Regions from separate parts of the Mus musculus genome. Here region 2 is linked to region 1. A link is a contact called in ENCODE Hi-C or POLR2A ChIA-PET data. All regions are on one chromosome and are shown on one strand. The core of a region is the stretch at or near the end of the contact, and the rest is flanking DNA. Distances in the headings are between cores, read along the strand shown.

The links. A loop is a pair of places that touch in the nucleus more often than their neighbours do. ChIA-PET counts read pairs that join two places held with the same protein, here RNA polymerase II (POLR2A).
Region 2: a map of heart shows a loop between it and region 1 (2.0-fold over the local background). The contact joins the promoter of Elob here to the promoter of Kremen2 in region 1. A Hi-C loop is called at or near these places in 1 of 37 maps with a recorded cell type or tissue (heart). POLR2A ChIA-PET finds 5 or more read pairs at or near these places in 2 of 5 experiments (Patski and embryonic stem cell).

The regions. Positions count from the first base shown.
Region 1 is chr17:23,740,999-23,748,950 of GRCm38, forward strand. It overlaps Kremen2 (kringle containing transmembrane protein 2), which reads right to left and starts at 4,831. Exons shown (of 10, transcript NM_028416.2): 1 at 4,741-4,831; 2 at 3,937-4,105; 3 at 3,545-3,719; 4 at 2,755-2,846; 5 at 2,557-2,681; 6 at 2,222-2,375; 7 at 1,564-1,896; 8 at 1,359-1,484; 9 at 1,199-1,277; 10 at 201-973. The coding sequence starts at 4,027. The coding sequence ends at 763.
Region 2 is chr17:23,824,808-23,832,759 of GRCm38, forward strand. It overlaps Elob (elongin B), which reads right to left and starts at 4,302. Exons shown (of 4, transcript NM_026305.2): 1 at 4,276-4,302; 2 at 4,037-4,171; 3 at 2,661-2,766; 4 at 1-172. The coding sequence starts at 4,278. The coding sequence ends at 60.

The DNA of each region.
Region 1 (7,952 bases), core at 3,581-6,080:
CCAGGGAAGCAAGGTCGGTTCTCTTCTACTCTGGCAGGGACAAGGAAGGCGCTTCTTCCTCATAAAACTACCCAAGACCAACTTCCACATCCTCTCATAAGAAAGCTCACAGTGTGGACACCCAGCATCCCACCTGCAGCCCCCCTGCCCACACCCTTATCGACAGGTTCTTCCTCGCGCAAAGAACTTGCTAAAGCCTCTACCAAAATAGGCCTTTTATTTTAAGTCTATACTGAGTCTTTAGATCACTTTTGTTTTGTTTTTGTTTTTGTTTTGTTTTGTTTTTTGAGACAGGGTTTCTCTGTATAGCCTTGGCTGTCCTGGAACTCACTTTGTAGACCAGGCTGGCCAGAAATCCTCCTGCCTCTGCCTCCCGAGTGCTGGGACTAAAGGCATGCGCCACCACGCCCGGCTTTAGATCACTTTTGTTGGCCCCTAACCTTTCATCGAGGGCAGCAGTCCAGGACCATCCCCAAAAGAGGCGCAAAGAACCCTGAAACCAAACACCACCCATCACATCAAGGTCCATGAATTAGGGTGTTGGATTCCCTTTGTCCTTTGGCTTCAGTCATCTGGACCCCAAGGGTCAGGCCAAGTTCCCAAATAGCACTGGATGCTTCCTGTCCGATCTTCTGGTCTTCCCGAGATGATCAGAGACCGAGCTGCTTTTAAAGGGGCACAAGGTCGAGGTAGGGTGCTGCATAATATCTCGGGTGTCCATCTCGCTGGCAGAAGTGGTGATGGACTCACGTACGTCTGGGGTCAGAGAGCAGAGACGAGCGAGCGCAAGGAGCTCTGGCTGGAGGCACTCAGGGGACGGTAGCCCGCAGCAGGACCCTCAGCCTGAGAGTCCCCTGGGGGACAGGGCAGGGCCACCCCTCGGGGCCGGCGGTACCACACAGCCCAGCTTCTCCCGGGGCCCCGGGAAGGTCCCATGGCCAGAGACCCTTTTCCTGGAGCCAGCAGACAGCTCCTAGGGAGGGAGCAGACGTCAGCTGGACCCATACCCAGCCCTGCCTCTAACATCCTGCTCTGCCTGCAAACCAATTCTCCCACGGCCTCGCCCACTCAAGAACCCAGGGCCTTCCTAGCTTCGTCCCCCAGCCCAGGCTTCCCACCGGAGACCCCACACCCGAGGCACGAGGCATCAGGCGCCCAGTGCGGGCTCTGCCCTCAGGCCCTGCCCCAGCGCCCGCACCGTCGACGCAGCAAACGCAGTAGGGACAGGAGCAACAGCAGCAGCACAGAGAAGGCCGTCACGGTGGAGAAGACTCGGGCTGTGGGCACAGGGGTGTGATGAGGACAGGCCTCCGAAAAGCCACTCCTTGTTTAACTCCCACCTTGTAAATCAGCCTCACCACCTATCGAAGCCTGTGCAGCTCCGGGCTTGGGGCTGCAGCTCGCGTTAGCCCCATCGGGGTCCCCTGCGAGACTCTCAGTTGAATCCTCTGGAGATGCTCTGCCCTCCACTGTATCCTGCAGCCCTGCGGAGAGAGGTGTGAGGCGAGGTGGCCAGGAGTGCGGTTGTGTGGGCGGCGTCAGAAGGACTGGCCCCTGGCTCACCGCGGTAGGTGAGCGCGAAGCCTTGAGCATGGCCTCTTGCGTCGCTGCGGAAGGTGAGCAGCAGCGCAGCAGTGCGCAGGCGCAGCGGTCCCGGAGGCGGCGGATGGGCGCCGTCGAAGGCACGGAGTAGGTTGCCGGACGAGACGTCGCGTAGCTCCAGCCGGTCTCGAGAATCAGCCAACTCGAAGAGGCGGAAGGTGAGTTCTAGCACAGCGCCCAGTTGGCCCAATACCCAGCTGCAGTTCCGGTCTGGTCCATACTCATCCGGAAAATCCGGGGAGTAGATGACTCCTTGAGGAGCCGACCAGTTTCCCTGGCAGGAGCCCACAGACACTGCGGGCAGAGCAGGCGGTCAAGAAACAAGAGGCCAGCTTGGCTTTCTTTCCAGCGCAGGTGGAAAGAGTCCCCTTTTCGAGCTAGGTCTCATTCCCACCCCAGTACTGGCACCGCTCAGTTTCTTTAAATAGGCCCCTCCTTCGAACCAATTCCTAATTAAGTGCTGGCTTCACCATCAGGTTCAGCCTCAAGTCCTTTACAGATCCTGCCTTCATTCTTAGTCTCCTTAACACGCCCCATTCCAACAGAAGGCTTCCTGATTCCACTCCTAGTGGAGGAATGGCACATTAGACTCCACCCTTCATTCTGGTCTACGTCTCACCTTCATAGATGCCTAGTCGTCCATCGCCTCCACAGAGCTGGCCTGGGTGGCCAAAACAGATCTGGTCACAGTCGGTGGCAGGGGCTGGACGTCCGCGGGCCAGGTCACTTTCAGAGCCACAGAAGCAGGCATAACCAGCCTCCACACCAGCCAGCTGGGAGCACAGACTGGGTGACCCCAAAGGCAGGGATGGTGGATATGGGTGAGTAGTGGGGCGGGAAGTAGGGAATTGGTGGGGTTCAGAAGTTAGTGTCAAGTTTGGCATTTGTGTTGGGAGCTGGGTAGGGTGCTGAGGTCAAGGTCAGGGGTCACTGGCCTGGGCTCTAGGACAGTACCTGGTAGCCCTTCATGCGGCAGAATCGAAGGCACACTTGGACAGTGAGCTTTGTGGAGGTGCCACTGGGACCACTGAGAGCAGGGGGTGCCCCAGAGTCCACGAAGCAGCCCAGGTACCCAGGCACTGTGGAGGGAGCAGAGTCAGTGTCTCACCTCTGAGTGACCCTCCGGCTGGGTGGGCTCTTGACTTTACTCACTGTGACATGTGGGGATATCACAGTAGCGCCAGTAGATGCCCTCTTCTGTCTCTGCCACGTAGCACCAGGGCTGCACATCACCGTCTGGGTTCCTGTGGTCCGGAGGGAGATAGTGAGAAGGCCACTCTCTGGCCTATGGTCTATGCTGTGTGGCCACCGAGAGAGCCGGTTCCTCTCTTGTCAGTACATTCTCCACCCACCTGCTCCGGGATGCTGACTTTTCCAAGAGGAGGAAAGGCTCTATAAGAGCCTGAAAGGTTTTTGTTTTGTTTTGTTTTGTTCTGGTTGTTAGACTTGACCTGACTTCAATGGGTCCTCACTACTCTCTTGCATACAGCTGGTGCAAATCGTAAGCCCTAAGCTTTATGGCTGGGCAAAAAAGTGGCCCCCTTTCCAGCCCCTGACTGATAATGCTCCAAACGAAAGCTGTGTCTTTGAACTCCTCATATGAAGGATTGTAGAAGTTGCTCAAGCAAGTAGGGCAGAGCCAGTCAAATCATTCCAGGGGGCGGATCCAACCAGACAAGGCATCCCAGGGCCTCTTGAGGGTGTAAGCCTTTGTGCTGGCTCTGACTGGCTTTGCAGAAAAAACGGTCACATATCTTTAAAAGCCGGGTTTTTGCAAACCTTGCGAACCTCGTTTGAGATAGGGCCCACCTTAAATCTTTCTGAGGGTACTGTACCAGGCCAGAGCAGACGCCTCTCTGTCCCTCCTCCTGCCACCACTGGTCCAGCCTTGCTGAAGCGCACCCTCCCACCCACCCACCCACCCCAGAACCCCCCTCCTCACCTACAGAAGTTATGCGCACCCAACCCCCAGCGGCCCTGAGGGTCGCTGGCGCTGCTGTAGCTGTGCTGCTGTGTCTGGTCCCAGAAAAGACAAGGGCGTCCAGCTCCGCGTGGGCCGGTGTAGTTCTGGTGGCCTCGGTAGTCAGCGCCGTTCACCTGGAAGCATTCGGACAAGCCTGCCCGGCAACCGCGGGATCTGGAGAAGTCTGGACACCCACTGGGCCTCCTCAAGCCTGGTCCCAGCCAGTACTCCCCAGTTCCCATCCCCGAGGGGGCCTTCGGGTTGCTCAACTGCTCCACCCACCTGCTGTCCCGCCTCTCCAGCTTTGGGACCCCTTCCCTGGGGCCCAGGAGAGAGCAGTGACTTTGGCCTGGCCACCTTGCCTTACTCACCTGGACTGTGCAGGCTCCCTGCTGAGGCCCCGTGCAGCCGCAGCAGCAATGGGAAGAGGAGGAGGAAGCCCTGCAGATGTGGTGTCCCCATCTTCCCTAATCAAAGAGATGGTGCCTTGGACGGAACACGGCCTGGGACACCCACGGGGTCTAGGATCTCCCAGGTGACCTGAGGAGCAGGGGGCGTTGTCCTTTGATCGTCAGTCCTGATCTTACTTTTGTTGGCGCTGCCGGTCTGAGACCAGGAAATACCTTCCCGGGATCTCTACCCGGCTGTCGCTCTTCAGGGGTCTCTAGGGAAGGTATCTGGCCGGAGGTGACTTCAGGCTCGGCTTTCTAGCTCTGGGTCCTGCCTGGGTCCCCACACTCACCCCATCGAACTGTGCCTTGCACCTTGAGACTCCCTCACCCAGGTTTCTAAAGCACTGCCTCCTGCCCCCCTTGTGTCCCTACAAGTCCCTCCCCTCTTGTCCCACACCCCCTAGGGAAGGCTGGAAGCCCCGCCTGCGACTGCAGCGCAGGCAGCAGGTCCAGACGCCTCCCACGCCTGATCCCCGGGACCCCCACCGTCCCAACACATGCCTCCCACCCTTTCTTCTTTCTTTTCCATGGTCGGTGTGGGTTCTATTGGGAGAGTATGGAGGGACACATACCAGGTTAACAGACCTCTAGAGGACCCTAACGGGAGAGTTACAGGGCTCCCTCCCACGACTGCACCCAGTCAAAAGGACACAGGCACCCAGATTTAAGTGCGCGCGCGCTCCCATTCAATCCATTCATTCATTGTAAGACGCTCACACGCACATTTTCCCGGAATCCTCACGCTTCTGTCTCCCCAGGTCCCGCCGCGGCTGGCTTGAATAAGAAAACGCCACTCCCTGACCCTGATCGCGGGAGACAGACAGGAATCGTGGACGCTTAGTCCACGACAGGCAGGGGCAGCTGGTGTCTGGGGAGGAAGGCAGCTGCGCCCCCGGTTCCAGCCCGCCCCCTCTCCCGTTTCCATTTCTTCCACTCCCTAGGACCCCAGCCCAGGCTCTCCGGAGCCTTGCCTTGGCGGAATTCCCCAAGCGGTGCCCCCCACCTGGAGGGGAGGGGGAGGGGAGCAGGCCCAGGCAAGCGTGGGGGGAAATTCCCCGCCCCCTCCCCCTGAGCCCGACTCCTCCGAGTCCTCTGATCTCCCAGTGCTGCCCCGGGGCTTGGGGGGAGGCCAGCGCAGGTGCGTGGGAGGGCGGGGGCGGGGACCCGGGGAGGGAGATGGGGGGGTGGGGGACTCTAGGCAGCCCTACCCTGTCCAGACCCCTTGCCCATCAGACCAGCCTGCCCACCCTTTACTAACTAACCTCTGTATACCTTGGACCCAGGTTGACTTGACCCAGCTCTGACCGTCCTGAGAGCGTTTGCCACCTAACACACGTCCTGAAGCAGATGGAGAAACAAGATTCACAGGGAGCATTCTGAGAGGCCCAAGTGTACGTGGCAGAGATCAAAGATTAGCTGTGGGAGCCCTACAGTTGTGTAGCTGGCGCCCCATGCGAAGGTTCTTGGGGCTACCACAAGTTGCGAGGGGGTGGAGGGAGTGCGATAGAGGTGGGGTATTCCAAGGAGACGGACTTGCTTTAGGTTGTAGGCTAGTGAGTGGCGCCTCCTCTGGCAGCTCGCTCAGCAGCCAAGATGAGGATCCAGCCGGGAGTCCCCCTCTTGTACTGACTCTACCAGAGCCCTCCAGATATCTAACAAGGACACTCCAAGAAGACCTGTCTGTCCTTCCCTTTCCACCGGAGGGCAAAAATGAATGTTGAAGCTCTGTAGTTTTCCCCTCACGTTTTATGTGAGGGTCAGTCCAGTGGAGGAAGAAGCGAAGAACACAAGTGAATGTCCATGATCTCATGCATGGCAGAGTTGGCCAACGAACAGTGGGCCTTAAAACAACTCTCCAGAGTTTAGGATGGATCTGCCCAGTCCTGTCTCCTGCAAAGGGACAAGGGAGAGAGATGGTATTCAGTTACCAGGCTGGGGACACTGAGTGGAAAGAGGAAGTGTGTTCCTGCCACAAGTTCCAGTCTGGGGTGGCTGAGGAACCTTTGAAAAGTAAGACAGGCCACATGCCCCGCACCACTAACACACACACTTCCCCAGCATTCCACACTCAGCCCTGTGCAGGCAGCAGCTTGTCAGCATTCCCATGGCCCTAGGGGAACATTTGCACCTCCCCATTCTGCAGGTCCATGAACTGGGGCTCAGAGGCCTTTGGCAACTATGGGCTCACTAGCTAGTCAGTGTTGGAGCCTGGTTTCAAGTAGAGTCTGCTCTAGGTGCTGGGCACTGACACCGTTGTTCCTATCACATCTTTGGGGTTCTCTAACTCCACAGAACCATGTGGCTAGGGAGGGACACCAGGTAGCTCTCTCTCTCTCTCTCTCTCTCTCTCTCTTTCTTTCTCTTGTTCTTTCTTTCTTTCTTTCTTTCTTTTTGTTTTTATTTATTTTTTTATTTTTTTCCAGTCAGGGTTTCTCTGTGTATCCCTGACTGTCCTGGAACTCACTTTGTAGACCAGGCTGGCTTTGAACTCAGAAATCCACCTGCCTCTGCCTCCCGAGTGCTGGGATTAAAGGCGTGTGCCACCACACCCAACAGCTCTCTCTTTAGAAAAAAAAATTATATATTTTTAGACAGGGTCTTACTTGTAGCCCTGCTGGACTAGAGCTTGCCATAATAGACCATGTTGGACTGGAACTCACAGTATTCCCCTGCCTCTGCCCCCTGCATGACAGAATTAAAAGTGTTGGCCACCATGCCCACCTTCTAGTTCTCTTTGTCCAGGACCATAAGTCCCATTACTTTCCCCACACCTCCACTGAGAGCTGCGATCCCACTGCAGGCTCCCTGGGAGAGCTTTTTCACAGCTGGAGAAACCAAAGTACTGAAAGTTAGTATAGGGTCACAGTGCCTAAGACCCTGACCCTGGTGAACAAAGAAGCTTCCTGATCTGTCACTACCTGCACATACTTGTTATGTGGCGACAGCAGAGAGACAAGAACAGAAAACTTGGACATGAGGGTGGGTGGCCTTTGCTTGTATTTCCTTGGAAGCACATGATATCAGGTTTGTCCAGCTCAAGGTGTGTGTGTGTGTGTGTGTGTGTAGAGAGAGACATTGGGTGGCATTACCCCAGGACATTTCCCAGGGTGCATTTGAGCCCATCAGAGTGAGGGTAGATGCCAATGCAGACTCAGCAAAAGGAACCCCACAATTCTCAGTTGGATATCCGGGTCTCTCAGCGGTGGCACGTGGTGTTCTGCATGCATGCCTGCTTTCACACTTCCCCTCCCCCACCTCAGAGTCTGCTTGTCTTTCTCACTTCCCGATAATTACACCTTCCTCTCTGAATCACACCTTCCTTGGTCATAGGTCATAAGTAAGACGTTGTGTAGGTGCCATTTGATGCTTTGGGTCTCAAAAGCCTACTGCTATACCATGTCCGTTTCCTCTGTCTGCACCACCACCTGGCCAACTGTGAGAGAGAGGGCTGCCTCAGTGTACTTCAGTGAGAAGTGAGAGGGCTGCCTCGGCTGCCTCAGTGTACGACGCTCACCTTTTTTTTTTTTAAAAAGATTTATTTATTTTATGTATATGGGTACACTGTAGCCGAACAGATGACTGTGAGCCATCATATGGTTGTTGGGAATTGAATTTTTAGGACCTCTGTCTGCTCCAGTCAACTCTGATCACTCAGTTCCTGCTCGCTCCAGCCCAAAGACTTTTATTATTATACATAAGTACACTCACTGTAGCTGTCGTCAGATCCCTTTGTCGGGTGGTTGTGAGCCACCATGTGGTTGCTGGGATTTGAAATCAGGAACTTCAGAAGGGCAGTCAGTGCTCTTACCCGCTGAGCCATATCACCAGTCCCACACTCACCTTCATTGTAACATAAGCTGCTGCTGGCTTGTCATAAGTGCTCACAGCCTGTCGGGGCTAGGGAACACTCAGCCATGGATACCCATGACTTTGTT
Region 2 (7,952 bases), core at 3,052-5,551, 83 kb after region 1:
GTAGACAGCCAAATTTTTTTTATTGGGGAAATGGGTCTCTAGGGGGTAGGCCTAGGCCCTCACTGCACAGCTTGTTCATTGGCACTGCCTCCAGAATCCTGTGGCTTCATCACATCTGGAAGCTCTGGAGGGCTGGAAAAGGGCTCGATGCGGAGAGCTTCGAAGGTGTCATCTGGGGAAGGGGTATAGAAGATTCTCAGCGTTTCCATTCATTGACTTGTATCAACCATCAAGGCCATAACCCTCCCCACCTTGGTTGCCTGACTTGGCAATGGTATGATGACTTCTGTCCTCAGAGGCCTAACTTTGCCTCTGACCCCATTACATGTCATTGATAAAGACCCCCAACCCCCAGCTTTGTGCTTGTCTGGCAAGTATCAACCTCAGAATTCTTTAATCCTGGTTTCCAGTGTCCACAGTCAGTACAAAACATGAACTCCACTTTCTATCTTTTCTCCTGTTTGTGTCCACCTAGAAATTCCTTACCTGGCCCTCAATGCTACTGGTTGGTAAAATTAGTAAGGAAGACGGCAAAGAGCTGGGGTTTGATCAAGAAAGAAGTCAAGGATGTAGATGTGCTTTCTATTAAGAGCAAAGGTTTAGAAACTGACCATCAGCCAAGTGGTGGTGGTCCACGCCTTTAATCTTAGCACTTGGCTGGGCAGCTAAGGTTACACAAACTTCTGGGGGTTGGGGGAGAATGAATTCTCATTCCTGTTACTGGTCTAGTTAAAACGCCATTTGCCAAACCTTCCTAATAGCCTTCAGCCTTCAGTATGGACATTTGAGTGGCAGCAGCAGTGAAAGCAACCTAATTAGGTCCAGAAACCTAATGCTGTCAGCTGCTTCCAGAAGTGCTTCTGCAAATCCTGCCATTAACACATTCCATTGGCCTGAGGGGTAATAAAGCCTCTGGTCCAGTCTTGCCCATATCTAATGCCATATCAGGAGTTGTGTGCCCTTAGCTTTGACATAACAACCTAACTTAGCTTACGCAGACAAGCTGTATTTTAGCCACAGGAACCCACGCAAAAGGGGATCTATCTGGCCCGTGTATCTTCACCAGCCCTATAAGTGCCTCATTGCTGACTCACAGGCTACTAGTTACCTTGGAGCAGATACCTCCCAGGATATTTATCGTGATAAAAGGATATTTGCAGCAAGCCCTTGGGGGGGGGGGGGCTATGGAGATGGAAATTCCAGGCTGGGTGGGGCAGGGACAATCGGCTATGCATAAGGATATATAGCTTGGTGAGCTGAGGTTTACTTTACAAAAACTAAAAAGGATAATTTACACTTCTATTTCTTTTCCCATCTTAGCCTCTTTCTAGAGTATGTATATGGGCTTTCATGTATGTATGTATGTGTGCCAATGAAGGCCAAAGGCACTGATTTTCTGGAACCGAAATGAACAGTTGTAAACTACCATGTGGGTACTGGGAACTGAACCCAGGTCCCCTGCAAGAGCCAGTATTCTTAATTGCTGAGCCATTTTTCTACATTTTATTCCCCATATACACAGTCCTTGGGGTTCACAGCTGTGAAAACAAGTCCGAGGACCATCCCTCTTTAAAATCTCAGAGGCAAATAATAAAATTATTAAATCTCTACCTGCCTCTCATTGCCTAGCTGTCCTGGAACTCCCTGTAGACCAGGCTGGCCTCAGCATAGGATTAAAGGCATGCACCATAGGTATAACATGATCTAACTTTCCCAAATCACTTGCTTCACTTGTCGTGTCTATCTGGCACAATCTGTCGGGGTGTGGTAGCACACACCTTTAGTCCCAGCACTCGGCAGGCGGATTTCTGAGTTCGAGACCAGCCTGGTCTACAGAGTGAGTTCCAGGACAGCCAGGGCTATAACAGAGAAACCTTGTCTCAAAAAAACAAAAACAAACAAACCCCAAACAAACAAAAAAGGTGATTTGCTAAATCTGGCATGGTATCTGTTCCAGCCAAGTAAGTGCATTATAGTCTGCCTGTCATCTATAGCACTTCATTGTCCTAGTTTCAAAATCTGCAAAGTGAAGACAATGGCCTCACAAGGCTACTATGAAAAAATTAGGCGGAGCTGGGTTCAGTGGGGAATATCTTTAATCCCAGCACTTGAGAGGCAGAGCAAATTACAGGTCAGCCAGGACTAAACTCTGGGTCTAAAAAACAGAAAACCAAACTATATAGATAAACTCTTTCTAGAAAACAAACAAAAAGATCAGGTGGAATAAGGCCATGGACTCAATAAATCCTGTTAAAAATGTGGGTGGTACCAGGAACCTACAAGTTACCTTTAATTTCCACACCTCTTGTTTATGTTTCAAGTTTTAAAAATTATGTGTATGGGCCCTTTGCATGTAAGTCTGCTCCAAGTACATGCCTGGTGCTCAAGAACACTAAAGAAGGCTTCAGTCCCCTGATGTACAATTACACTTCTGACCTAGAATGGAACCCAACTCCTCTGGAAGAGCTACCCTTAAATTGCTGAGCTATGTCTCCAGTCCCTATGCTTTGTTTTTTAACAAGGAAACAAATACTTCATGATCTTTGTGGACTGAAAAGGTATTCCCTAAAAGCTCAGAGGAGCAGTATAGGCTTCCAAAGTTGTTGTTCTTTGGATGTTACCAGATGCTAGCTACCATCCATCCAGGTTAGCCATCTTACCTGCTCGGAAGGCCAGGCCCACTGTGGCTGGGGCCTGTGGCCGTGCTGTCTGGCTAGTGAAGCCACACTCGCCCAGAGTTTTGCCATCATCAAGGAGCTGGTCATCCTGAAGAGAGAAGCAGGGTTTAGGGAGAGGTCCTAAGGTCCCAAAGACAGCCAACTTAGGTGAGGAACTTAGGAAGAGGCATCCCTAAGTATAAAACACATATTCCAGGACTATATCCAAGAATTTCCAGCTCTGACTGCACTGATGGCTTACAGCAGCTAAAAGCTCTGGCAGAGACTTCCAAGGGCATTTTCTAGCACCCATATAGATTGGTTCACAATTCCACTTCCATGAGATCTGATCCCTTTGGCCTCCAGAGCACCTGAGCACCTGGACTGTATGAGAGCAGGTATCACACACACAAAAATAAAACTCACAGGCCTCTGAATTCTGGCTTTTCCAAGCTCTCTAGATATATCTAATTCAAAAGGTAGTTGGAATTTTTTTTTTTTTTGAGAAAATATCTCAAACAGTATTTTGTTCTTGAAATTCTGATCCTCCTACATCTAGCTCCCAAACAGGATTATTGCCCAGTTTTTTCCGCCTGGTGATCTAACCTAGGCTTTCATACAGGTTATGTTAACACTAAACACAGCTGCACCCCTGAGTCCTATCAAGTTTTTCTCTCCACTCCCCACCTTTCTTTTAAAAATCAACCTTAACCTTAAAACGGGAATTATGAGGAGCATAGAAAGCAGCACTAAAAACACTATGTGGTTCCTAGACCAGCAGAGGGTCTTTCAAGAAAAAGATCAGTGGGTATCAGTGAGAAAAGCCCTTTAGAGACATGAATCCAGGCTCTAATCTGGAGTTACAGCTGGAATTAGCTCAATGTATTTAGATTACTGGCACGCTTCTGGGAAGCCTGACTCGGGATTGGGGCATGAGGACCCAACTCCGCAGGCTAGCTTATTCAAAACTGGAGCTGGCTTCTGGAGGTGAGCTTGAATGCCAAGTGTTTCTAGAACATCAGAAGACTGGCGAGGGTAAACACTGGCTGGGTGAATCACTGGTGGGATCTTGACCTATCTTCTAAACAACACTTGCATTCCTCGAGTTCCACCCCACCCTGTGACAGTGGGATTCCGGTGGGCTCCCGACAGGCCGAAGGTGGCTAGCCAGGAACAAACCCTGGCTCTGCCACGACCTTCGGCTGCGTAAGATTATCGAGGCCTCGGTTTCCCCAACCGCTGAGCAAGACGGCCTGGCAGGGCGGGGCGGCTGCCGGGAGACCTGATGCTGCCGGCTCTTCAGCACGATCAAGAGACCTCCTTGTTAAGTGTCCTGTCTGGACCCCCGCGCGCGCAACCGCCACGCCCGCTCGTCGCACCTTGTAAAGCCGCTGCTCCTCTGGCGGCCGCTTGAGGATGCCCTCGACGATGCGCTTCAGTTCGAACACGGTGCTCGACTCCTTGGCGTCCGTAAAGATGGTGGTCTTGTGGCGCCGGATCATGAGAAACACGTCCTGAGGACGGCGGGCCCGCGTCAGCGCTAGCCCGCGGCCCCCGGCGTGGCCCCGGAGCCCCCGCCGCCCCCGGCCCCGCGCCCCTCCCCCCCGCGCCCGCTCACCATCCCGGCGGCTGCTTCTGGCTCGACGCGCCGGCGCGGCCGCGCTCCGCCCCTTCCCGGCAGCCCAAGCGCGACCCAGCGTGCTCTGCGCGGCCCCGCCCGCCCCGCCCCCTATCCTGCAGCCCCTCCCACGCCGTTGCGGCCATCTTAAGCGATCCGGAAGCCACTTCCTGTGCTTGGCCGCCATCTCGGTGTCTGGGTTATAGGTGGTTATATATTGAGCCCGTCTCGGATCCGTGGTGCAAGCTGGGCTTGCTTTGGGGCGTAGAGAGTGAGTCACGGAGAGCTACTCATGCATATCTGCCATGAACAATTTTATATGAGTGTTTTATCTGCATTTATGCCTATGCAACTGTTACATGCAATGCTTGGGAAGGCCAGAAGAGGGCCGTCGGGTCCTCTGGTCGTGTGGGGTGCAGGAAATCGAACCTAGCTAACTCCTCGAAGAACAGCCAGTCCTCATAATCATCGAGCCATCTCTCCAGCCCACGTTTATTTATGGGTCAAGCTCTTGCAGGGAATGTGAGGGGTAACTTTACAGCCATTTTGAGACGATGTACAATTTTGGATCTAAGATCACCACTGTGTATTCTCCTCATCCAGCTCTAGGCTTGGGTCTAAGGGTTTGTTAAATCCAATTCAGCCATGCTTTGTGGCCTCTTAGGAGCTAGAGAAACTATTGCTCTTCGAGACTTCTGCTGTAGTTATTAGGGTCCACTCTAGCTAGACTTGGCCACCTGGTCCCAGTACACCAACTAAAAAGTGTTAATAGTGAAAAGCATTGATAGGTTTACTTAATGTGGCCATAAGAAGAGGTCCAGTGACTTTCCCAAGTCGACTGTGGAGTTTGTTTAAACTGAAATGGAACAAATGAGTAGTGTTAGGCAAGGTATGGCCCATCATTTGACTGTCCTACAAGATGGCCTGATGAGCTGTGACATCTGTTTCAGGTCAAACCCTTCCTTATTCCAACATGAGATTCCTGGGGAAATCCTGATTACTTGGAGACCATTGTTTTTAACAGCCTTGAGAAGGCTAGGCTGACTTCACGACAGACTTCAAATTGGCAGTTAAGGACACTAGGCCTAAAAACTGGGCAAGTCCAGGGAAGTCAATTGATGATTTAAAAAAACAAAACAAAACAAAACCCTAGGCTCCAGCCTTCATGTCCAGGTAATGGACTGTCCCAACTACCTCGTCTGATGCAAGGACAGTGGGTCAGCAGCAGTTTCCAGACATCCTCAGCTACTTAGTAACAGTTCCCAGACCTCCCCAGCAAGTTTCTAGTCCCCACACCATGTTAATAGAATTCTGTAGAGATGTGCACAACAGATTAACATAGAGGTCACCTACACTGGAATTCTCTAATGTGCTTTAAATCAGGCCTGAAAGCTCACTTGGGTGTCTCTATCTTGGTAATAGGAGACCCCAGCATGCTGGACTTGTGCAGCTTAAAACATTCTTTGCATTTACATACTATTTGAGTCTGGGGTATCATTCTTTGGAGAATCATGTATCCTTACAGACTGATAGTCAAAGAGGGGTGGGGAACAAAAGGACAGTGGCTCTTTGGATTATCTTCATTCCTTTTACTATCTCTGGTACATTTCCTGGGACTGAAGAAGACAGGATATTGTCCTCTCCCTCCAGGAACCTGGGTCAACAGCTCACCTTCCGTCCTAGATTCAGTTCCCAGAAAGGTCTGTAGGCTTGATTTTTCAGACCCTTCGAACACTGATTTGTGCCATCCTAAATTATAAGACCAAAGGCCCTCTCAGCTTCTCTGCCAGTGGTGGGCAACCATCAGAGTTTCAGACAAGGCTAATGGGTGGCCCTAAGTTGTAGGATCTGGGAGAATTGTCTGTCTGAGCTTGTTAGGGAAATAGGAACAAAGTGCTAACTAGCTCTGTTTGGAGCAAGTTTTCCTGATACTCTTAAGCCAGGCTGGCCTTGAACTCAGTAGCCACCATACCTACCTAGAGTGAGCTTTCCTCATTTTAATCATATTACAATACTAAATTCTCTGCTAGAGACATTCCCACCCTATTTAAACATTTTTATTTTTAATTATATGTTTGTGTGGGGTCTGTACATGTGAGTGTCGTGCCTGGGAGGCCAGGGGTTCCCTGTAGCTGGAGTTACAGGTGGTTGTGGACTGACGGCCATGGGTGGTAGGAATTGAACTCAGGTCCTCTGCAGAGCAGTATGTACTGTTTTAACCAATGGGTTCCTACTTAATTATTTTGGTGGCCTGGGCTGGCCTTGAGGTCTCAATTTTTCTACTGCCAACCTCCTGACTGAGTGCTAGGATCATAGGTATATACCACAATTTCCTGTTTTTTTTTTTTTTTTTTTTTTTGTTGTGTGGGTTTTTTTTTGTTTTTTTTTTTTTTGAGACAAGATCTCACTATGTAGTCCTGGCTGACTTGGAACTCCCCATATAGTATAAACTGGCCTTGAGTTTTCAAGATGTACAGAAATTTTTTCCCCACCCATTCTATGTTTTAAACCTGCATTGGGACTGAAAAGATGCTTGGGACCCCACAATCACAGAAATGACTGTTCTTATAGAGTTAGTTCCCAGTGTTCGCAGCAGATGGCTAACAACTGCTTGCAACTTCAGCTGGAGGGGATGTGACAGTGCTGGCTTCTGTGGGCACCTGCACTCATGTGCACAGAGATAGAGGCACACTTGGACACATAATTACAAAGAACACCAGGAGCACAGCTTTAATCTCAGTACTTGGGAGGCAGGGGGAGTTGAGTCTCTCTCTGTGAGTTCAAGGCTAGCCTGGTCTACATAGTTCCAGGCCAGCTAAGGTGACAAAGTAAGACATTGTCTCAAAGTTTTTTTCTTTCAAAAAGTGCCGCGGTGAGGCATGATATCAGACTGTCCATATGCAAGAACGCATCTTTTCCTGTGATGGCAAGTCTTTCTGATGTTAACTTTGGTGAGTCTTCCAATAAATTCCTCTTTCTCTTTTTTTCTGTGAGACTGTCTGTCTAAGGGAAGCTCTCTAGGGCTCTCATCTGCTATAAGCAATCAAGGTCACTCATTTCCTGGCTTGATTCACTTACTATGTGAACCCACCATGCTGCTGCCCTGGCTCGCATTAGCCTCGTGCCTGACTTGCTCCTGAGGTGACCCTGCAGCTCCGGGCAGTTAACCTCCTCCAGGCCTAATTTTCCTTAATGAGTGACTGGGGGCTGGTGAGACAATCTACAAAAGGGCTAAGAAGGCCGACAAAGTGGAGAAAACAATGGGACACCCTGAAAAGCAGGCTGTTTAGGAATGAACCCCGGGCTACACCCTGCCAGCTGTGACTAGACTCAGGTGTGAATTTGGGCACCACTTTTCTCACTTGGCAAATAGGAAAACCAAGTCTTTAATGAAGTGGTACAGTGATCCTACTCCATCGCCTCATTCAAGCACATATCACACGAGCTGTGGTGTTGTTAACTGATCCTAGTCTCTGCTTCTAGAATCTCTTTGGCTACCTGGTCAGTCATACCTAAGAATTACTGGGCTGTCTGTCCCGAGGTAGTTCTCTTTCAGGGTTTCCTCATGCAATACCCTATTGCTTGACTGGCCCAGGCAAGGATGACGGCAGTGGTAGGTAACGGACAGGGCATGAGCTTACAGTAACAACAGTAACAACACTTACAGTAACAACATG